3 separate regions of the Homo sapiens genome follow, and all the other regions are linked to region 3. The links are chromatin loops, found by intact Hi-C in ENCODE. Cell type or tissue: ovary. All regions are shown on one strand.

Region 1 (8,000 bases), 74 kb before region 3:
AGTGAGCCGAGATCACGCCACTGCACTCCAGCCTGGGCAACAAGAGAAAAACTCCGTCTCAAAAAAAAAAAAAAAAAAATATCCCCAAGGGAAGAATGCATGTAAACACTACTAGACACACAAACACACACACATACAAATAGCCATTCTATAACAGGGTCAGGTATGGTATGGATGTAGGAAGCTTTTTTTAAACTGATAAGAACAGATACTACACTTGGTCTTAGCCAAAAGGCCGAGAAGCAATGTAGGAAGCTTTTTATAAGTGAAATAATATTTCAGAAGGAATGGTCACTGTTGAACAGGTCAGGAGAGCCTAGGGGTGGCCATGGAAATCCTGCAACTCCCTGGACACACACTCTGTCACTACAGGGAAATGAAATTCTCTCAGCTCCGGCAGGCAGGATCTGTGCCCTCACTCATCCCTGTATTCTAGGCACCCCACAAGGAAGCTAATTATGACTGTGTGTTGGGCAGCCCAGTGGCTCTGGGTACACAGAATCGTACCTTATTCACTAAGCACTGCTGGAGAAGGCAGGATCTCAGGCTGTTGAAATTTAGTCCTGCCAACTTCTTGTAAGTTAGACATTTGGGGTAAAAATCTTTCTCAACTTCTCTATCTTTAAATGTCATTTAATAAATAGCATACAGAGTTCTTCAGGGAACAGGGTCATTATGAACATCCTTAAACACACTGGGCCAGGATACAGGCACTCTTCGCTTATTTCTTTTTTTTTTTGAGATGGAGTTTCTTTCTTGTCACCCACACTGGAGTAAAATGGTGCGATCTCAGCTCACTGCAATCTCCGCCTCCCGGGTTCAAGCGATTCTCCTGCCTCAGCCTCCCAAGTAGCTGGAATTACAGGCACCTACCATTACGCCCAACGAATTTTTGTATTTTTAGTAGAGATGGGGTTTCACCATGTTGGCCAGGCTGGTCTCAAACTCCTGATCTCAGGTGATCCACCCGCCTCGGCCTCCCAAAGTGCTGAGATTATAGGCACGAGCCACCATGCCCGGCCCGCTTCTTATTTCTTTGTCTTCTCCTCCAGTGTTGGTTTATTTGCTGTCAAGTCTCAAACTCTCACTTAACTTGGCTCTAACACCGTCCATCCATCCAGAGGGCTAAGCAACCTAGGTTAATGATGAAATCATGTGTAGTAGAAAGAGATTGGACTGGAAATCAGGGAGCTCAAGTTTCCATACTAGCCTGGGCCACTGCCTATGTGGACGCAGGAAAATTACTTAACCTCTCTGTGCATCTGATCCTGCATCTTTAAAATGAGGTGGTTAATCCAGACAAACCCTAAGGTCACCTGGAGTTCTGATGGTCTGTGTGGAAAAACGTGGCCCTCAGAGCTGCACGGGAGTTCCAGATGTGATTAAACGGTAGAGCATACTGGAAACATGGCCTCACAATGGCGACCATTTCAAACGGGCTTGTGGGACAAGAGGCAGAAGAAGCTGAACGTTTCCAGCAGGTGGGAAGCGTGACTTTGGGAAGGTCACAGCAGGAGGTGACTCAGGAACTCCTGATCTCTCAGATTTCCTGGGCTTAGAGGACACAGAGTGGTAGGAAAGGTGTGAAGAGATTACCCAGAGGTGGGGTGGGGAGGGAGACACACTCTTGAGCCTGCTTCAGATGCTTTCTTCCTGCCATTACATACAGCAGGCGTGGTTTTAGCAGAAGGTGTAAAGAGTCATGCCCAGACCCCAGGCGCCAGCAAGGCAGTACAGGTCTCCATGTCGGACACAGAAGACTCTGCAAAATCGACTCTGGTCTCTAAGCCAGCACCACAGAGGCTCAGAGGGGATGGCACAGATGCCAACTATCAGTGAAATAAGGGAGACACATCCCAGGAGAACTAAAACCAGCAGCCCCCAAGGCCCGCACCGTCGCAGCCAAGGGCACACCCGGGAATGCCTGCATGTGATTCTGCCAAGCTGCTAAGAACGGCAATTCAGACTCTCAGAAGGCATGAAAGAAAAGGGTCGTAAGCCTCAAAAGGTCAAAGAAAGAGCTCAAAATCCAGTCAGTAAGAAAGCAGGATTAAAAGTCAAAGGTCTACATCAGATATTCCAGGGGCTGTGATGGGAAGATCCGCCAGCAACAAGCTCGAGGGGACATTCCTGCCCGGGAGCAGACTAAACCAGCCGTGTTTACCCAGGTCTCCTGGCAGGACGAGAGCTCTAAAATGGCTTTAGACAAAACCAACTGGATTGGGAGCTTAGAATCCTAATAACAAAACACAGGAACTCAGGGGCCTGGAGCGCCGCTTCCCTCCATTCCGTACAAGGCTACTGCTTTTAATGTTGACATGCAATTGTGTTTTCTTTCCATGAGCAGAAACTCTATGGCATTCTAAGTGGGTGGGACTACAGGATTTTACCTACATCCTGTTTAATGAATAAATACTTATCCCAAAATGCTGGACAGTGTCTGTTTTGTTGATCTCTCTTTTTTTAAAAAAATCAAGAATGTGTAAGGGTTTTTCCCCTAAAGGAGGTGGTAGGTTAACAGCCCTAATTCAAAGAACAAAGTAATAAGACTCCTGTTAAATCCCCCTCACAAATACATAAAATGTTAACAGATCAAGGGGTGTTCAGTATACCAGCACCCTGGTCATAAAAACCATCTTTAATGTCATTGTCTGAAGAAGGCCAGCAATGAGATAAGAAACCCCGACAAACAGACACTACGAGATGTGGCCTGGATAAGCCTGTCTGCACCAGGTTTGACTATGCAGAAAGCAGGGCCTCTAGCTGAGTGCTTGGTTTAGGGTAACATTTAGCAAACCAAAAAGAGTCTGTCTCTTCCCACCAGCCCCATCAGCCCCCTTGTTTTCCTGCACTAGAAAACCAAACTCTCAGAGGACTTCTCTCTTCTGTTTGTCGGACAAATGGGAAAATCATAGGGCTTGTTCCAGTTTTCATACCAACGTGGAGCTGGACAAGCCGGCTGACAGCTGGCAGGGAACCTTCAACCGCAGCACCGGAGGAATGAAGGCTTAAGCCTCAGCGCTGTCCCTGGACAGTGCCACATGTCCAACAGCAGATAAGGGCACCCTGAGCTGTCGGAATGTCAGACACAGCCTCCCAGTTAAAGGTGGGCAGAAAGCAACTATCAAGATCTTTCAACAGGAGGGAAAGCTAATTTGGAATCCTCAAAGGGCTTTCTACTCCTCTCTCCCGCTGTGGGCAGCCCTGAGTCTACTCAAGCCCTTGTCTGTCCCCTTTTTATCTCAGAGCTTGGCCAAAGCTGAGTATGCAACTGCTGCTCAGTCACTCAAGCTTCCAGCAAGCCACCCTTCCATCTTCCCAAATCACAGAATTCAATTACTTCAGCTTGTGAGGTGAAAGCACTTTGTGGATTTTAAGGTATCATTCAAATAAACATTACCATCAATATCACTATTATTAATCCATAATTAGCCACAAAGCTCTTCAATACTATAGATGTAGAGGATGACCAGGTAATTCATATTCCACCAAAGTCTTTCAACTGGCCAAAAACAGTCCATAAAATACTTTCCAGCCATTTCTCGGCTCCCCATAAAATCACAGTGACGTCTCCCATGCCAGAAAACATCAGTGCTTTTGATGTGAATGCCAGCGAATTCTTGGTTTTCCTAATGCATGGTTTTGACCACAGTCTAGTTTCTCTCAGACCCACATCCAGTTCTTCCAGGGGTTTAGAAGGGCCATTTGCAAGGTTAATTTAGTAAGGATGTTTTAAACAATGACACAGAAATGCCTCCTGCTAGAATAAGCAACTATCAGATCTCACACAAGCTCAGTGTGGGGCCCCTTGAAGACAAGCACCTCCACACCTCGTTCTTCTCTAGGTGCAATTCTCTCCAACCCAACCATCCCCTTCCACATACACACTCACGCACAGCAAGACCACCCCAGCACAAGACCTGGCTCACTCAGTGCTTTCTTCGTTAATTCTAGTTTATTAATTTTTGTTTTAAAGTATAGCCCCTTTTCACTTCAATAACTAAGAGAAGTCTGCGGGTAACTTCAAGTCAAAGACATCAACTTACAAAAAGAACTTCCATAACAGAGCTATCTCATACTATGGATCACTGAGGGGTTACTTCTGAAATGAAAACACACAGCTATAAAAAACAATCATTTCAATCTCTGCATAATTAAATAAACTCTAAAAAGTCATCCCTATGCCCGAAGAGAATTTAGTTGTTTATTCTTGGCATATATTAAATTTATAATGTTTGCTTTTGGTTTTTAAAAGTTTCTGAGAGTTCTCATACCTACTATTACTTTGCAAAGATATAGCCACAAATCACAGGACAAAGAAAAGGAATATATTGCTGAGGGTCAAAAGCATGTTAAAATTCCTTGCTTTTCCAAGTGAAAATGTCAAACCTTCTAATAAGAGCATAAGTAACAACCGATTGAGAACAATTTGTCCTCTTCCTTTCTCCTACTGATTCAATGAATAATTTTACTTCTTGCAATTTTATGGCTGAAACTTATTTACATTTTAGCCAAAGTAAGAACTTGTACCCAGTTTTCTTTTTCTAATAATTCTTTTCTGCTAGATTCAACGTTATCTACATAAAGAAAAGAGTTTCAAGTTCTGGTGCTAACATTAACTGCGCACAATAAAAGAAATACACAGATAAAAGCAACGTGCGTCTCCCACCTTCTAGAGCGGCAAGCTGCTGCTCAGCTTCCAGGTACAGCTGGGAAAAGATGGGCCTGGGCACCAGGTTGTTGGACCGCAGGGATGCCTCGATGGAATTGTGCAAGACCTCTTCAAAGCGTGTCGTCTTCAGCTGTCCAGCGTAAGAATTTCCCATCTTCAAGAGGATGGAGTCTTCTGTTTAAAATGGCATCTCAGATTCGGTGCAAAAGCCTGGCTCCACGCAAGGTAGAAGGTGAAACAGCTGCAAGGAGGAAGGGCCGTGTAGCCTTCGCTCAGCAGAGACGAAGAAAGGGTGGCTGTCCTCAGCTGCAGCTACTGCCGGGCAATTACAGGAAGTTATATAAGTAACAGCTTTCTCTAATTTAGCACTCAGCAGAGCCTGACACCTCTTAGACTGTTTCACTAGGAGCTGCCTCTTTTGCCATCCCCAGGTTTCACAGGACTCCCACTTTTCCCAGAGATGTGGTCCTGCCCCTGAGAGTTCCCAGACGAATGACGTTTCATTTTCCATGACCTGCAGACGAATGGCCCTCCAACACTCTTGTAAGTGACGGCAAATGAGCGATCCACCAAAACCAGTCCCAGATTTGAGGATTAGAGGAGCCGGCCTCCCCCACCTTCCCAGAAGATAGGCTAGCAGGTCTCCCACCATTGTCTTTGCTGGTAAAAGGCTGATTATTCTCATTCTTCCTTTAAAATGTTTTTTAATCTACTAAATGTTTCCATGATTCAAGTAATACAGAATTATATCTGGAAAACCTGGAAATCACAGAGGAGTGGGAAAACGAGGAAAATCACTGACATTTCTATCCCCCAAGAGATTTATTTTCTATCCCCCCAAAAATCACAGAGAACCACTGTGACTTTTTTTCTGTAGCAACTTAATTGAGATATAATTCACATACCTTACCACTTAAAGTAGACAACTCAATGGTTTTTCGTATATTCACAGTGTCGTGTAACTATCATACGATCAATTTTAGAATGCTTTCATCACCCCAAGAGGAAACCCCAGACCTATCACTCTGCAACCCTCCAACCCCTCCAGCTGGAGGCAACAATTAATTTATTTTCTGTCTCTATAGATTTGCTCATTCTGGATACTTTGTATAAATGGAATCATTCAGTACGAGGTCTTTTGTGACTGGCTTCTATCTAACGTTAGCACAATGTCTCCAAGATTCATCTGTTTAGCATGAATCAATACTTCATTCCCACTCACGTATTTTGATGTATTGTTTTAGACTTAATTCTCTTCAGAACTTGCAGATGGGAAGGGATGGGAGATTGTATTCACATAATTATAATCATACTATAATACACATTTTTATTGTTTTTGTTTTTCCTTGACATAAGCATTTCGCTCAACCCTCTTGCAAATGTTTTTAGAACAATTTTAATGGCTGCTTCCATTGAGTGAAAATGCTGATATTTGTTCTGACATTTCTCCCTGATCATACATAGGGTTAAATTTCTATTTTCAGTCCTTCCCAAGAACAGGCATTTAAATGTGTATATGTCCATAATGTTTTCCATTTATTTTCTATTTCATTACATTTAGCTATTTGTTATATTTCTCTTTATTTCCCTTTGGTTTAACTTGTACTTTTTCCAAACTTTTCAAAATAGTTACTTTATTGTCATCTTTAGTTTTCATCTTCATTAACAACGAAGACATTTAAGGCTATACGTTATTCTCTGGGCACCTCCTTTGCTATGGTACAAGGTTTAGTATGAAGTGTTCTCCTTTTCATTTCTTTCTAGACAGTTTATCATTTCCCTCTGATTCCCTCTTTGATCCGTTAATTATACAGGAGTGTGTGTTTAATTTTTAAACAGTCAAGACAGCAATGGGGGGTGACTTCAGCTTCATATTATTTATTTCCAGTTTTTAATAGATTATAATCAAGACTGTGGTCTTTAGAAACTCTACTTTTGAAACTTGTTAAGGGTTTCTTTTTGACATATACCTGCTGGAGTTTTACAGATATGAGAAAAGACATTCGTAAACTCTACAAGGGATGAAAGGAAATCAATCAGATTATTCAACTGTTCTATATCCTTGTATGTCTCTTGTCTACTAGCCTGTTCATCTTTAAAGTAACATTTGACATACAAAATGGCACCAGATGCCTGCACTGAAATGACCACAGAATAGCAGTTTCCTGCCTTCATCTACAATTACTGCACACAGACCAGTTATGAAACTGGCTTCATCGGTCAAGCGAGATCTCCCATTCACTCTAACTCAAGCCATGTGTAATAAATTCCCCTCGTCCTTGTTCTGTTGGTGGCAGAGTAGCTTCAAGATGTCATCCTTCATGCCCTGAAAGAGTTCTGCTTTCCCTCCCGAAGGTATAATAACTGGTAGAGTCACGTTGATTTCCCGCCCCTATTGTAAGAAAGATTCAGCCTTTCCTCTTCCAACTAAAAGTAAATGGAAGGCATTAACCACTTCCTGCTTGTGGCAATAACTTCTGACCACAGGGCCCCTTGGTCAGCCTCTGCTTATAGCCTGGGGAAATGAGCTGTGGGAAGATTGCTTCAGGAATTAGCCCCAACAAAAAGAAAGTGCTCCTGAAAGAGAGAGGTCAGCAGCCGGAGTAACCTAACAGGAGAGCAGAAGAGGTTGCAGGGTCCTCTTGTCTGCCTTTTTTCTCGATCTGTGGCAGACTTTAATATGTGACTGAGGGGTTGCCAGCCACATTTGGGGACACCTGCATTATTCTCAACTCAGGGTGGTGTGTTTAAAGCTGCCACCAACGAATAACATCCCAAATGCCCTCTGTTTCCATAGCATCTTTGTCTATAGAGCTTAAGGCACACAGGAAGAAGCTTTAAGGTGGACTCGTTTTACATGGAGCCCCTGAAGAATCATGTCCTCTGACAGAAAGAACACATCGGGGCATCCAGACCCTCCCTGCCCAAGGTCCTGTTCAGCTGACCTCACAGCTGATTGGCACCCAGGAGACTCCAGCAGCGAAGGGACATGTAGGCCTGATGTAGACGGGGCAATAAAAATGAAGAAGGAAAAATAATATCCACTGTCCAGCCACTGCGTGCAAGACACTGGGCACACTCCCTACTTCACACACATGGTAGCCCATGGAAGAGGTATGATGAAGCCCATTTTATAAATGATACATTTGAATCTAGAGATACATAGCCGGCAGAAACGCTTGCTGAAAAAAAAAAAATAGAATGGGGGAAAGATGGAGAAAGAGACAGAGAAGCTAAAAACAAGACAGCATAGAAAAGTGGGGTTTTTTGTTTGTTTGTTTTTTGAGACAGGATCTCACTTTGTTGCCCAGGCTGGAGTGAGTGCAGT
Region 2 (8,000 bases), 61 kb before region 3:
AGCCTCAACTCCTGGGCTCAAGTAATCCTCCCACCTCAGCCTCCTGAGTAGCTAGGACTATAGGAACATGCCACCATGCCCAGATAGCTTTTTTTGGTAAGGACAGAGGTCTTGCTAGGTTGCCCAGGCTGGTCTCAAACTCCTCGGCTCAAGAAATTCTACCGCCTCGGCCTCCCAAAGCACTTGGATTACAGGAGTGAGCCACTGCACCCAGCTAACAGTGTGTTCTTGGGGTAGAAGGAAAGAGCTATAAGAAAGCTAAATTCTCATATTCTACAGTAAGAATGAAAAGATGGCCTAGACACAAACAATAAATTGCAACACCAGTTGTTATTTGGAAATAAAGAGGTAATTCCAGAGAAGAAGAAAAAAAGGAAAGAATTTAAAAATGGTTTTAAATTTCGTCAATTTAAAAATGGTTGTCTCTAGGAAGCAGGAATTGGGATAGAAATAGGTTTTTCATTTTCATTTTTCATTTTAAAGCTTATAATTTAACTTTTAGACTGTGTGTATATTTATAATTTTTGAAAAACGATGATTACATTTTAAAAATAAATGAAAGGCAGGGAAGAATAGAATGACAGGCATTATAAGGAATCTCAGTAGAAGAGAAGCTGAAGATCATGGTAGACTGCAGACCAATATTAAAGGAAGGACACGTGTGAAGAATTATCTAATTTCATCCTGCCAACAACCCTGTCTTCTAGATATTTCTCTCCCTACTTTTATCCCATATGAAGAAACTAAGAAAATAAGGCTTGGAAAGGTTGGACCTGTCTGAAGACACACAGCTAGTGCCTGGTCTGGAATTAAAAGCCGATCTCCAAAGAATCTCTTCCATGAAAAGTAGTGTTAAGAAATTTAAACTAGCACAGCCGAGCACGGTGGCTCATGCCTGTAATCCCAGCACTTTGGGAGGCCGAGGCAGGCGGATCACTTGAGGTCAGGAGTTCGACATCGCCCTGGCCAACATGGTGAAACCCCATCTGTACTAAAAATACAAAACATAGCTGGGCGTGGTGGCACACCTGTAATCCCAGCTACTCGGGAGGCCGAGGCAGGAGAATCACTTGAGCCCAGGAGGCAGAGATTGCGTGAGCCGAGATTGCGCCATTGCAATCCAGCCTGGGCAACAGGGTGAGAAGCCATCTCAAAAAAAAAAAAAAAAAAAAGTTTAAACTAGCAGAATGTAAAATTCTCAGACATCCTCACTTTCAGAGTTATAAATCTGTATTATCATTACTTTCTGGTGCCATTTCTAGTAGTGACAAGACACTTCCTGATTTTATAGAAAGTTAAGGCATTCCTCTAAAGTTCTAAAGGACAGCACTAGAGACTTGGCCTAAGGAGACTAAGCCTGCATTCACACAAAAAGCGAGATGCGCTCCTGAGCAGAGCAGGGTTTTCATCATGCTGGGAGCCAAGAAAGTCCTGCAATTATTTCAAGAACAGGTTCTACCTATTCTCCCAGAACCACTTGAGAAAGTTTGTAAAGTCCCTATTACAGAGCTTGTATGTTACAACATTGTATTCCAAGTGAGCACATAAAAAATACCAAAACTTCAGTTTATAGCTCATCTACCTATTCACTTCAAGTATGTATGTATATATTTTATAAGGCAAATAATATATACTGTGGTCCATGCATGCATAAACCACATATAAGCATATAAAAACATGTGGTCCATGTTCTTATAAATCAGTAAGGACATATGTTGTATACATATATATGTGTGTATTTATTTACTGAAAGAGAGTATGAATGGAATAAGAAAACCAATATTTCTTTCCTGTATACTATGTGCCAGGAAATTTTCTTCCAACAGCTCAATGACAAAAGTATTATTGTCTTGGTTTTGCAGATGAAGGGAGGGGGCGTGGGAAGTAAAAGCATTCTTTGTCTTCACATCTTTGTTATTTTTTTTTATTTTTATTTTTTGAGACGGAATCTCGCTCTGTCACCCAGGCTTGAGTTCAGTGGCACGATCTCAGCTCACCGCAACCTCCACCTCCTGGGTTCAAACGATTCTCCTCCCTCAGCCTCCCGAGTAGCTGGGACTACAGACGTGCACCACTATGCCCGGCTAATTTTGTATTTTTAGTAGAGATGGGGTTTCTCCATGTTGGTCAGGCTGGTCTTGAACTCCCGACCTCAAGTGATCCACCCGCCTCAGCCTCCCAAAGTGCTGGGATTACGGGCGTGAGCCACCGCGCCCGGCTATCTTTGTTATTTTCTTTAGCGACACAAACCCCAAACATTTTAAGTATAATCAACAGCTGCTATCTGTCAGGATCACTCTGTGCAGAGATTTTTCTTGCTTTCCATTTGTAACCTTACTTCATCTTCATCACAGTCCTAAAACTTAGGTAACGTGGTTCTCATTTTACACATTAGGAAATTGAGGCTGGGTGACATTCAAGTGACTTGTCCAAGGTCACACATTTGGAACAATTTTAGAATGTCCAATGATGGCCCTCAGTATGCTTTACTGAAAGCAAAGATTCATTGGAAAGATTAATCCCTTTTCCTTCAGAAAAGGATGCATTTTTTTTAAGTTGCTTTTTAAAAATGGTGTTCACTTGTCCAGCCATGCTCCAAACTTTGGGTTAGGAAAAGGATTGCCTTGGGTTCTTTTGTCATGGTGCTTTGCCAAAAGGGGAGCTGCCATAGAAAGTTGCTGATTGGCCGGGTGCAGTGGCTCATGCCTGTAGTCCCAGCACTTTGGGAGGCTGAGGCAGGTGGATCACCTGAGTCAGGAGATTCGAGACCAGCCTGGCCAACATGATGCAACCCGTCTCTGCTAAAATACAAAAATCAGCCAGGTGAGGTGGCGGGTGCCTGTAATCCTAGCTACTCGGAGGCTGAGGCAGGAGAATCGCTTGAACCTGGGAGGCGAAGGTTGCAGTGAGCGAGATCGTGCCATTGCCCTCCAGCCCGGGACACATTTTTTAGCCTCATCTAAAAAGACACATTTCTAGCCAGACAAAGAAAACCGAGAGCAGGCCGGGCCGGTGGCTCACACCTGTAATCCCAACACTTTGTGAGGCCGAGGCGAGTGGATCACCTGTGGTCAGGAGTTCGAGACCAGCCTGGCCAACATGGTGAAACCCTGTCTCTACCAAAAATACTAAAGTTAGCTGGGCATGGTGGCAGGCGCCTGTAATCCTCACTACTCGGGAGGCTGAGGCACAAGAATCGTTTGACCCCGGGAGGCAGAGGTTGCAGTGAGCTGAGAACGCACTACTGCACTCCAGCCTGGGTGACAGAGTGAGACTTTGTCTCAATTAAAAAAACACAAACAAACCCAAGAGCATTCTAAGAATGTGGCCTGCAGACCCATCTCCTGCGTGGAGGTGAGCAGGCAAACAGGGGGGCAGGACAGACAGGCGGCCAGCGTTGGCTCCTCCACCTGCACCCTCAGCACCATGGGCCCTTCCCTGGGGATGAGAGCAGGAGCCTTCTGGCTCCAGCCCATTCCAAGGAAAACATTCTTGCCCTGGCCTCTCCTTAGAGCGACCCCTCCCCTCCTCTTCCCTCCTTAGAATAGAACAGCCAAAAGTTTGCCCACAGGTGAAAAATGGATTTCTCTTAAAAGGCTCGGCCGGGCGCAGTGGCTCACGGCTGTAATCCCAGCACTTTGGGAGGCCGAGGTGGGCAGATCACAAAGTCAGGAGATCGAGACCATCCTGGCTAGCACGGTGAAACCCTGCCTCTACAAAAAATACAAAAAATTAGCCAGGCATGGTGGTGGGAGCCTGTAGTCCCAGCTACTCGGTATACTGAGGCAGGAGAATGGCGTGAACCTGGGAGGCGGAGCTTGCAGTGACCCGAGATCACACCACCGCACTCCAGCCTGGGCAACTTGAGCAAGACTTCATCTCAAAATAAACAAACAAACAAATAAATAAAAGGCTCTCAGACTAGAGGGGTTAAGCATCCAACTAAAATCGGGGTCTGAATGATTTTCCTACTCCTCTCTGAGGTCCCTTCACTCCACCTGTTACCAATCATGCAATGAGGCACCTCTGTCTAAATGAAGCCTCCATCTGTCAACAACAGCGCTGAGTCCCAGAATGGGCTGGAACTCACTTCCTAAGATAACACTTGGCTCTGGGTGCTCCTGGGTGCTGTACACTCATCATTTTGCTCAGAAAAATAAAGCCACAGCTTCCGTGTACTGCCTACCCTTCAGACCCAACTCCTCCCCACTCCCCGGTCCATTCACAGACGGGCGTCAATACCCATTTCTTCACACCACCCAGCAGCACACATCAGGGGTTCAACACCCCTGCACACGAACATGGACACCGAGGCCCACGAGGTGCTGAGAACACAGCGCTCTGGGGTTCCCAGTTGCAACATCCAGCTAGATCAAAACCAGCAGGACTCATAGAGAAGGTCTTACAGGTCTCTTCAAGTTATGAGATAATAAACTCATTATCATTGAACTTCACCAATGTCAAAAAAATTCTCAAACTTGGGCTTTGCAAAGTGTTCATAATCTGTCTGCTATAGTGGTAAAAGCATTCACTTTTCAATAAGACCACCAGGGGCTTGATTCATGGTTATGCTGCTTTCAAGCTGTGTGACCTTGGGCAAGTTACCTAACTTCTCTGAACCTCCATTTCCTCTTTTATAAAATGGAGATACTAAGAACCACCTTACACGGCTGTAGTGAGGACTAAATTAACATGCAGGGCAGTTGGCATAAAATAGATGTTAATAAGTTCCAGTTTCCTCTCTAAAATTGGAATTAACTGCCCATAATTCTAATTTCTAGATGTTAACTAAAGACTTAATTTTAAGTCTTAAGCTTGCCTTAATTTTATTCACTATCACAGAGTAGTTTATCCAATGGAATTAATTAAACTTCTGGCTTCCTTAGGAGTACACCTATTGAAACGTGCCTCTCTGAGCAGATAATATATCATTTAGTCTCTTATCCCCCCTTCTGCCAGCTTCCCAACTAAACTTGAAGGGCTTTGACAGCAGGGACTATTCCAGTCACCTCTTTACTTCCCATGGTGCCCGGAACACTGCAGGTCCCCAGAAAACAACCCCTAAAAAGAGACAGTAGACGAGGAAAAGGAAGACCACATGCTTAAGGTTACAGAGAGGATTGTCAAGAAATAGACTGAGGTCCTGTCTGAAAGCATTTGGATTAGCATTTAAAGCCCCAGGTGTACCAAATAAACACATCTGCGGCTTTAATTTAGGCCCCTGGGATGCCACCGCTGTTAGAATTCCAGAAAACTAATTAGCTAATTCCCACTGCCCCAGGTATTACCTGAACTCACTTTGTTGTTTTCTGCTCCAAACAAAGCCAGAGGGGCCAGAGGAGAGCCCTTCCTATGGGCATCAAAGTACAAGATGTGCGCTTTGATTCTTTCTCCATGAACACACTGCTGCTCAGCCGCCCCGTGTCTGTTCTCTCTTCAGTTTACTCTTAAGCCAAAATCAACTGCTCCCTCTTCTGCCCTCCCCCCGCCCCAGCACTTTGCTCATACTGCACCCTCACTGGGCTCTGGGTTTGTTCTCCCTGGGGCCACAGGGAGTGTGTCAGTGTCTACACCTCCCCCAGGGACTGAGTTGCTAAATGCAGCAAGGAAGCTCACCCATCTCCCCTCTTCCCCTCGTTCCTCTCAGAGCCCAGAACAGTTTCTTACGGGAGAGTGGATCTGCAAGGGAATGGCATTGACTCTGCCGATGATCCCACGCTGCAGATCCTACTCGACCACCACCCAGGCCACCCCAAGCTCCAAGAGCAGATGCAGCCGGGGGCCTTCGGGGTCTCAGGGCTCAAGTACAGATAGCCAGGTCTCTCCCAAGCCACACATGGACAGCTTCTGGCCTGTTCTATGCCTGCCCTGTGAGAAGCAAAGAACTTTCCTCTTCCAGAATCAGGATTTTGCCTTAAACAAAGGTAAATGCTTACATAATCTGAATTGGATCCTTGGCAGAAATATTTCATTACCACTTGTTGCTAAGGGTGAAACTGAACTAGACACAGTTCCTGCCCTGAAGAACCTCACCGAGACACAGGAAGTGCAGGTCAGCAGTGTAATGCAAAATAGAAGAGATGGGGGCAAGAAGGCCTGGAGGGAAACAGAGAAGGGAATGGAAAATTCTATCAGGTCAGTCTTGGCGGGCCTCATGGAAGGCTCAGTCATCAAAGTTGAGTACAGGTTTGCTGTCTGAAAAGAAGGGGCTTTCCAGGCAGAACGTATACAAGGCATCGGCTTGACCCAAGGGCGAGACACCTATTGTGTGCCTGGGCAACACAGGTCCTTCCAGCATGAGGTGTATGCAGGGACAGGGGGTAGGAGGGCAACGAGGGGCCCGTTCAGCCTAAGCCCTGCTAAGGTGTTTGAAATTAACCACGTCAAGCCACCAAAGGAGTTAGGCAGGGCTGATGAGGCTGTGTTTGAGATTCCTGCGGCTTCCTAAGGAAGGCTTCTAGGAGGATACTGCAATAGACCAAGACTCAAAGAGGACTAAAGACTGCCTCTGTGCAGGGTGAGTAGCACGAGGAGCCTAGCTGACCTCGGGCTTTGGAAAGAGTCGGAGGCAGTGGTGGTCTCACTGTCATAGAGAAGAGTAGTGCATGGGGGTCTGAAGAGAGAGCTGAGAGGTCACGATGCCAAGTGTTCCGATCCCCATGGCCCCCCTCTCACTTGCCATCCACTCACTCGCGGATGCCCACAGAACCCGCCTGTGCACAGAGCCTCAAGCGGTGTGATACCCTCTCCTCCAGAAGGATCCATGGCAGAGAAGGAAGGGCCATGGTCTGGAGTCAAGTCTATAAGAGCAAAACCCCAACCCTGGCTTCCTGCCCGGCCTCCCTTTCCCTTCCCTTTCTGCCTCACTGCCTCCATTCTGAATCACATCCAAAACACACCACATACCCTCCCACCTGGGGTTCCATCTCCTTCTGGGAGATGGCCTTCTCCTAGAAGCCCTGCCAACCTGGCCCTTCAGGGCCACTACCCTGGCCAGCCACAGGGACATGACCCCACCCCAAATCTCACTAGAACACCCCAAATTCCAGACATCACTGACCCATGCTCCCTCCTCTTCTAACTTCCCTACAACTAAATTCTAACTGGAAGAATTCCCCAGCCAACACAGAAGCATGGTGACTTACTTCTGGTGAGTCCAAAGTTTGAGAAAACAAGACTTGAAAAAAGCAACACTCTCCGGACTGCGTCCTCAACCTGTCTCACTTTCAACAGCTGAGGAAGGATGGGAATGGGGTGCTCCAGTAATGTGGCAATAGTCAGCCCCCAATATATGACACGGCAATAAACGCATTGAGACTGCAGGATGGTCTCCTATAAACTCTTTGACGGTCCTCCCAGCAGGAAACAAGACATCATTCTCATGTAGATTTCTCCGATTTTCCCTAGAGGAACTCATAAACTCCACAGGTGTTACTGAAGGGAGAAAAGCTGGGCTGAGAGGCGACTGGTGTCTAATTTGTTTGTCTCTCCAACTCAGACTGCCTGGCCCACAGCCACAGCTCAGCCCCGAGCTGCTCTACATCTGTGCACAGAATGTCAGAGAGTGTTTCTTTGGAGAATATCTTTAAGTGCTCTCAAATGGAACTACAGAGCCATCAGCTATGTCCCCTCCGATTGCAGTAAGAACTGAATGGAAGAGAAGGACCTTCAGAATAAAGCCAGGGAAGCAGAAACCACTGAAAACCTTCTCTCTGGAACCAACCAGGCAGGGCCCAAGCAGTGTTTTGAATCTCCTTAGCCTATCATTCATAAGAACACAAACTAATTATCTGCAATCCCTTTGGATATCATTTCAAACAATAAAAATAAGGACACCCGTTCATTAAGTGGACTTGTCTCGGTTTACTGCTCCCCTGCACCTTATTAGAAGGGCCAATGCTTTGCCATTATTCTGCTGAACACAGGCCACAGCTGTCTTCGTAAGTCAACACAAACCTCTCCAACCCCCAAAGCAGGTGCTCGCTTGCAAAGTCAAATAA
Region 3 (8,000 bases):
TCCCTCAGGAAAACAGTGTGTTTTGAACATCTATGGCTTGCCAAGCCTTGGCTGGGGACTCAAGGGATGCAGACAAAATTAAGACATAAATATCTGTTCCTAAGAAGCCCATAATATGATGGCATAAATAAAAAGCAAGCGTTGTCCTACGGGGTTGAACAGTGGCATCAGAGACAGTTAAGAGTCAGCTAGATTATACCCACTGAGATCAAGAGGACTGAGGCAAGGCTTCATCTCTTTTCATTTCACGTCCCTGAAATTCAATATTTTTGTCACTTCCTAAGAGCAGTCAAGTTTGAGAAATGTGTACTACCATCAATCAATGACGTTTTACCAAATTAGAACATTAAAAGTACAAATGATAGGCAAAGCTCAAGCATCCACTAGCGAAATACTGAAATGACAATTTATCAACACAATAGACCATGAAATTGTTATTTAAAATAATAATGTCAAAGAAATATTGATATTGAAATAAGCAATGTCCATAATATATTACATTAAAATGAGATATAAAATTATATCATCTAATATAATTTTAACTAACTTTTAGAAGCATATAGAATTTCATTTTTATAACAGGAAAAAATAGACCAAAGTGTTCAGAGTAACTATATCTAAATCATAGATTTCTGTGGTTGTTTTTTTGTTTGTTTATTTTTCCGAGATGGAGTTTCGATCTCGTTGCCCAGGCTGGAGTACAATGGCGTGATCTCAGCTCACTGCAACCTCCACTTCCCGGGTTCAAGCAATTCTCCCGCCTCAGCCTCCCAAGTAGCTGGAATTACAGGCACACACCACCACGCCTGGCTAATTTTTGTATTTTCAGTAGAGACGGGGTTTCACCACATTAGCCAGGCTAGTCTCGAACTCCTGGCCTCAGGTGACCCACCCGCCTCAGCCTCCCAAAGTGCTGGGATTATAGGCGTTGGGACTATAGGCATCAGCTACCACACCTGGCTGTTTTTTGTTTTTTTTTAACTCTTCTGTATTTTCTTAAATTTTACGTCACAAATATATATTACTTCTATGAGAGCCTTCCCCTGCCTTTTTAGTGCAATTAGCTTTAAAGTACTACAATTAGGCTGGGCGAGGTTGCCTATAATCCCAGTGCTCTAGGAGAGTGAGACAGGAGGATTACTTGAGGTCAGGACTTTAAGACCAGCCTGGGCAACATAGTGAGACCTCATCTCTACAAAAATTACAATTAAAACTAAATTTTTTTTAAAAGTACTACAATATATGTGTATGTCCAGAAACTGAACCAATAGATTCCAAGACTCTCCATTAAGGCAGTGTAAGAGCTGGGAGGGTTAACTGCCTGGCGTCATTATGAAGGAACTACAGGTCACCCTGGACGCTCTGGAATAGCTAGCCCAGAGTTCTATGAACTGCCCAAAGTCAGCCCTAATGGTTAGTTGCCCCCTCGAAAGCCCTAACTGCTTCCTTTCCAAGTCTGGAACAGAGAATGCTAAAAGGAGAAAGGTGAGATTATTGAAAGCAAGTTCCTGTCACCAGCCCATCCCACAGCCTTTCCTTTAAATGTCCTGGTCACTCTCAATCCTGATTATGGTGCCTGGTCATGGGTAGCATGCAGGGGGCTTGACCTCTCTCTTTATGTTACACTTATCTTCTTCCCATCCTGATTTTCTAACCATTGATTAGCTCTACTTTGAAATAGCCTCAGAACACTCTGGAATCTCTAAATAATTCAAATTTTGAATCCCCAAAGTGAACACAGTTTTCTTTAAAAGGGGGTTTCTAATGTCAAGTAAAATGATAGTACTAGAATGAACATCTATAATGCCACAGGTATTCAATAAATTGCTTACTAAATGAAAGAAACAGTGATCAACTTCGTACCAAGCATAGAAACCTTTCAGAAAGGCTGTTTGAGATCAAAATCTCTCCTATTGAAAGTGACAAGTGAGAAACACAGATGTTTCAAATGTAGCTTCCCGACTAGTGCAGTGGCTCTCACCTGTAATCCCAGCACTTTGGGAGGCTGAGGTGGGTGGATCACTTGAGGCCAGGAGTACAAGACCAGCCTGGCCAAGATGGTGAAACCTTATCTCTACTAAAAATACAAAAATTAGCTGGGCATGGAGGTGCACACCTGGGATCCCAGCTACTCAGGAGGCTGAGGCACAAGAATCACTTGAACCCAGGAAACAGAGGTTGGCAGTGAGCTGAGATTGTGCCACTGTACTCCAACCTGGGTAAAAGAGCAAGACTCTGTCTCAAAAAAAAAAAAAAATACATATATATATATAAAATAAAATAAAATAAAATAAATGTTGCTTCTAATTACCTACCCAGCAAAAGATTTCAGATATTGGTCCAACTGGCTATCTTCATGAATCGGAATCATTTTAAACCACCAATAAACCATTTAAACCATCTGCAGGCCAGGCGCGGTGGCTCAAGCCTGTAATCCCAGCACTCTGGGAGGCCGAGGCGGGCAGATCACGAGGACAGGAGATGGAGACCACGGTGAAACCCCGTCTCTACTGAAAATACAAAAAAATAACCGGGCGCCGTGGCGGGCGCCTGTAGTCCCAGCTACTCAGGAAGCAGGAGAATGGCGTGAACCCGGGAGGCGGAGCTTGCAGTGAGCCGAGATTGCGCCACTGTACTCCAGCCTGGGCGAAAGAGCGAGACTCCGTCTCAAAACAAACAAACAAACAAAAAAAACTATTTAAACCATCTGCAATAACAAGAAAGGCCAAGACAGAATTTAGTTTCAGCCTCAGCTTTTTTCACCCCCTGCTACGTGCAGTGAAGTGCAGTGGCACGATCATAACTCACTGCAGCCTCGAACTCGTGGGCTCAAGAGACCCTCCCAGCTTAGGCTCCAAGTGCTAGGACTACAGGCATGTGCCACCACACCTCGCTAATTTTTTTTCTTTCTTTTTCTTTCTTTCTTTTTTTTTTTTTTTTGTTTTTTAAGAGATGAGAGTCTCGCTATGTTGCCCAGGCTGGTCTCGAACTCTTGGCCTCAAGCAGTCCTCTGGCCTTAGCCTCCCAAGTAGCTGGGATTACAGGTGTGAGCCGTGCCTGCCTCCTGAGTTAACTTCTTACTCAAGAAAGAATGCTTGTCCCTGCAAGAACAGCAGAACGCCTCATGAACTGCAGCTGGGAACTGGAAATGCCACAGATAACACTGCAAACTTTAAATGAACCAGATTTTGGCATGAAAAAAGACCTGTAGAAAGATCTCCTCACCTGTGTTCCGTTTAATTGTTTCAATTTTAAATTTGGTTTTTGTTTCCTAGAAACATACTTTTCTGAGAAAGCAGTCAGAAACAGTGGTCTGGAAACAATGGATTGCTTATGAACAATTCTGCAAATCTGCCCAGAGATTTAAGAAATCCTAAGAGGATCGAGAAGTGGAATTCTAATTGGCCTTTAAAACTCCCAATAACAAAGTGCTACAAACCAGGCGGCATGACCACAATATTTATAGAAGATGGAGCTCAGAATCCCCATGTCTAACTCCCAGGTTAAATGCAGAAATTAAAGTGCTTTCACTGGGAATAAAAGAGTGTTTATTCAAGCTAAATTTACACATTTATTGTTTTAAAGGGATAATAAAAAGTCTTTCAAGCCCTGAAGTAACACTTAACTCTCTAATAAAAGTTTATTAAAGAAAAGCTTCAGTATACAAAGTAAGTAGTTCTTTTTTGCAGGTCCTCAAGACCAGGCATCAAAGAGAGTTGACAGCAAAATGGCCCGGAGTCCCTCTGCATGAATGGCGGCTCTCCCAGTCTCCAGCTGCCGGCGCCCTGGTGGCCGGGCCACACACACACACACACACACACACACACACACACACACACACACACCCCTTCTTGTACTTCGGGGAAGCAGCCTTTGTTCCCAGGACCCAAACTGGGATCCAGTTAGGAAGTCCCCACCTCCCCTGAAGCATCCTCTTCAAGTGCAGGGGCCCCTAAACCACCGTCCCAGAGCCACTCAGGAAAGATACCCCAAAATTTTCTCCCGGGTCCCAAGTGCTGGGGACATGTGGCTGCCACTCTGGGCTCCAGACAGTCTCCCTAAACACAGAGGCAGATACACACACACACACACCCTTGCAATACGATTATCACCGTCACTGTTCACGGCTCCCACCTACCGAGGGCTCACCATGTGCCAAGCGCCAGGAGCCTCGGGTGCTCTCTCTCTCTCACACACACACACGCGCGCGCACACCGATACACGCGTACACATGCACGCACGCACACGCGCACTCACACACGCACACACGTGCACACACGCACACCCATACACGCACACGCACGCACACCCCACACACACGCGCGCCCACACCTATACCCGCGCGCACACGCACGCACAAGCGCACGGCAGCGGCAGCACCCAGGTCCCTACACGCTGCCAGGGCCGATCCCGGACACCTTCCACCTCCTTCCCGGGACCAGGGCCAGGAAGTGCCCGCGTCCGGCGGGGCGCACCTTCCCCGCCGGGCGCCGAGTGCCCGCCCCGAGCAGCCCCGCACAGCCCCGCGCCCCCGCTCCGCCCGCTGCCGCCCGGAGGGACCGCTCCTACCTCGGGCCCTTTGTCCTCCGGCCGCCGCGGCCCCGCTCCTGAGCGCCCGCCGCCGACGGAGGCTAGCCCAGCCTACAGGCTGAGCTCGCGGCCGCAGCGCCAGGCCCCGCACCCGGACCTGGCCCCGGCCCCGGCCACGGCGCGGGGCGCTCGGCAAAGCCCGGATCTCCGGAACCGCGGCCAGCGCGGAGGACTCGACCCCTGACACTGGCCGCCCCCTGTGGTCCACTTCTCCGGGTCTTCGGGACGGCCGCGGAGGAGGGCCGGGCGGTGGGCTTGGCTGCCCCAGGACCTCCGCCGGGGAAGGGTCGGGGGAGGGCGCGGGGCCGGAACCCCTAGCGGCGGCCGGCGATGGGTGGAGGTGACAGGGACAGAGGGGAGCCCCCTGCGCCCTCCCACCCGGGTTCGCGCCCCGGGCCTGGAACCCCAGTCTTACCCTGTCCCGCCCGCCCTCCTCCCCAACAAAGACGCGCTCCCCCACTCCCGTGCCCGGCTCCCCGCGACCCAAGGAGGGTCACCGTGCGGGGCTGCCCCGCCAGCTGACCCTGCCCTGGCGGCTGCCGGGTCCCTTCCCGCGCCCACCTGCGTGGGTTCAGAAAGATGGACGGAACCTCGCACCTGAGCGCCCAGCCCCGGCTCCGCGCGCCGTCTGCGCTCAGCGGTGTCGCCGTCCTCCCTCCTCTTACGGGGGCTGCCCTCCCTGCAGCAGCCCTGTCCCACCCCCGGGCCCAAGCACCCCGACATTCCCGCGGGGTCACACTGGACATCCCCTCCGGTGACAGGGCACTTAGCGGGGAAGAAGATCTGGACAGAGGTTGGGAGACCCCTCGGAGGAGCGAGGTCATTTTGTCACTTGGGAACGCAGGCGCCCAGACGGGACACGGCAAGGCTGTGAGGCAGCAGGAGTGGAGCCCAGGCTTCCGGACAACTCCACCCCAGGGGCCCCCGGATCCCCACGCTCGGCCGCCGGGACTGAGCCCGACCGAGCGCGGTGACCGGGGGCACCCGCCGCCCTCTCCCCACCGCCGCCGACCGCTCAGGACGCGGAGATTGAGGGACCCGGTCCCCAACAGCTGAGGTCGGCGAGCGGTCCATGAGGGCCCAGCCTGAGGTCAAGAGAGGAAAAGGAAGATTCTGGAACGATGGACCCCTGCGGGTGGAACCCGGCCAGCTTTTCCTGGTGACAGCCAGGTCGGAAAAAATGAGTGAAGGAAGGAAGAAATGAACGAACCTCAAATGAGTCCCTCAGTCCTCACTGGCGGCTGCTGCTGAGGTGGCCCCTAGCAAAGAAGCTGAGACAAGAAACAAAGAGAACTAGAGATTTCTTTTTTTTTCTTTCTCTCTCTCTCTCTTTTTAATAAAAAGACAGGCCCCTGTGTTTTCAGGAGGCAGCCAGAAGCAGAACTGGAGTCAGGAAACCGTCCCTGGGCCCCCTGCCACTCACCCCCAGGACCCACAGTGGGGCCTTGGGCCTAACAGCCACTGTCTTTGAAAACACCCTGAAAAGTCACAGTTCACGAATCTGGGCGGTTAAACAAAAGAAGCCGGGAGTGAGGTTATAGCCCCCAGCACCTGCCAGCACACAGGTCCTCAGTAAAAGTGCATCGTGAGTGAACCCCTGCAGCTCGCCATACTCTGATTGGCAGCACCCTCATTTTCCTTTTCTCATCATGAAATAGCTCAAACACCCGCATTTGACTTTTCTCATTGTGAAATTTTCAAACACACGCTAAACTAGGAGAGTAATGTAAAGAGCCCATGTGCTCAAGAACAAGCCAATCCTAACATCGGGCCACACTTGCTTCAAATGTTTAAGACATGAATATTGCAATACAGTTAAAGCCCCTGGAAGCCTTCCTCATGTCACCCCGAGTACTCTTCCAAAGCATCCCATTCCTGTTTTTATACTATTACTGCATATGCGTGTGTTCATAAGTCATACAGAAGATTTTTACAACTTCCTGTGTGTTCCTGTTTCATTCTGTAACCCGGTCGGTTTGTCTTGTTTTGCTCAAGATTATAAGATCCATCTGATCATCCATATAGCTCTAGTTTATTCATTTTAACTATTAAATAGCATTCCGTTGTATGAGTAGGGCACAAGTCATATATACATTCTTCTGTTGATAGACATTTGAGTTGAGATTATAAAGAAGACTGCAGTGAGCATTCTTGAACTGCATTTATCTTTCTAGGGTATAGCTCATTTCAGCCACTCTAGTAAAAACGTGCAGAATAATGATGTTGAATTAACATTAGCCCAAATGTCTGCTCTATGGTTTGGGTTACTTACTGCAACTGCTAAACCAATAATCACTGTGAAAAATGTCCTTACATTTTTTCCTCTTTACGTTTTGACAGCTGTGTCTTACCAAGCAGATAAAATCCCATAGAACAGAGGTCAGCAAATTTTTCTTAAACGGCAAGAGGCCAATATTTTAGGCATTGCCTTCTAGGATGCAGAGTTGAGGCTTACATAAACCATTTAAAATGTAACTTTTTTTTTTTTTTTTTTAGAGATAGGGGGTCTCGCTCTTGTCACCCAGGCTGGTCTGGAACTCCTCGCCTCAAGTAATTATCCTGCCTCAGCCTCCCAAAATGCTGGGGTTACAGGCACGAGCCCCTGCTCCCCACCTAAATGTAACCTTTTGAGAATGTAAAAATATACTTACTTGGACTGTAAAACAAAAATAAAAAGCAAAAGTTAGTCAACTGAATGGATTTGGCCCCTGGGCTATAGTTAGATTTCCCACTCCTGCTATAGAATAATTCATTACATAAATGAATTCCTTTCTTTAAATAGGCAATCTTTCAATCATGACAAAAGTGTAATTTGGCTCAACAGAAGAATCAAAATGAATATGATGTTACACTGAGGGAAAAATTCCTAGGAAGATGTCCCATACCTTAACTAATTAATACAATGACTTTGAGAGAAACCATTTAATCCTATTTTTGAATATCTATAATGAATTTTAGAAATGCATAAACTCCTACCAACTAAGAATTCATTAGTTGGTAGAACTAATTAATGTAATTCTTTTCTCAGCTAAGAAAACAAATGAGATTCGATGAAAAGTTGTTTATTATTTTCTTATTTAATGAATCACCTCCCCGCTCCTAGTTCATTGATTTAAATACAAGCACACAAGTACAAATGATTATGTTTTTCCTGGAACCTGACCCACTTGTTTTATGTCTTTATTGAACTTGAACCAAAACTTGGAAAAGTCATTTCAAGATAGTTTCTTAAATGAGCTGAATTAGCCCGGTTTAAAATGTTGACAAGAATGGGGCCGAGCTAAAAAACTTTGGTGGCCAACCTGTAACTTGCAAAGGAGCCGTCTCTCTCCAAGCCCATTCAATAAGCAGAGGCCTTCCCCAAAAACGGCGGGGTGGGCAAAGCAGTTAGAGGTGGCTCTCTTCTGACC

Evidence for each region. A loop is a pair of places that touch in the nucleus more often than their neighbours do. Peaks named below come from ENCODE experiments on the same cell type or tissue, not always from the same donor. Only the 100,000 strongest peaks of a DNase experiment are listed, where the experiment ranks them.
Region 1: a loop joins it to region 3, with 2.7 times the contacts of the local background. A loop is called at or near these places in 13 of 110 quality-filtered maps.
Region 2: a loop joins it to region 3, with 4 times the contacts of the local background. A loop is called at or near these places in 14 of 110 quality-filtered maps.

What each region holds. Positions count from the first base shown.
Region 1 is chr2:11,553,441-11,561,440 of GRCh38, reverse strand. GREB1 (growth regulating estrogen receptor binding 1) reads right to left here. Exons shown (of 33, transcript NM_014668.4): 2 at 4,670-4,987. The coding sequence starts at 4,826. It also overlaps the pseudogene RNU2-13P. Among named protein-coding and RNA genes, the nearest start is that of MIR4429, 17 kb to the right of the region's middle. RefSeq lists an enhancer at 1,658-2,376. In ovary, a CTCF peak has its summit at 4,890; DNase peaks (open chromatin) are centred at 3,120, 5,110 and 7,170; H3K4me3 peaks cover 6,191 bases; H3K27ac peaks cover 8,000 bases.
Region 2 is chr2:11,540,116-11,548,115 of GRCh38, reverse strand. All of the region lies in intron 1 of GREB1 (growth regulating estrogen receptor binding 1), which reads right to left. MIR4429 (microRNA 4429) reads left to right here and starts at 7,439; the gene lies at 7,439-7,511. In ovary, a CTCF peak has its summit at 4,508; a DNase peak (open chromatin) is centred at 1,085; H3K4me3 peaks cover 6,785 bases; H3K27ac peaks cover 7,770 bases.
Region 3 is chr2:11,479,533-11,487,532 of GRCh38, reverse strand. It overlaps a transcript of GREB1 not described here. Among named protein-coding and RNA genes, the nearest start is that of E2F6, 17 kb to the right of the region's middle. RefSeq lists an enhancer at 2,589-3,090. In ovary, a CTCF peak has its summit at 4,875; DNase peaks (open chromatin) are centred at 3,783, 4,172, 5,367, 5,718 and 2 weaker places; H3K4me3 peaks cover 4,040 bases; H3K27ac peaks cover 5,719 bases.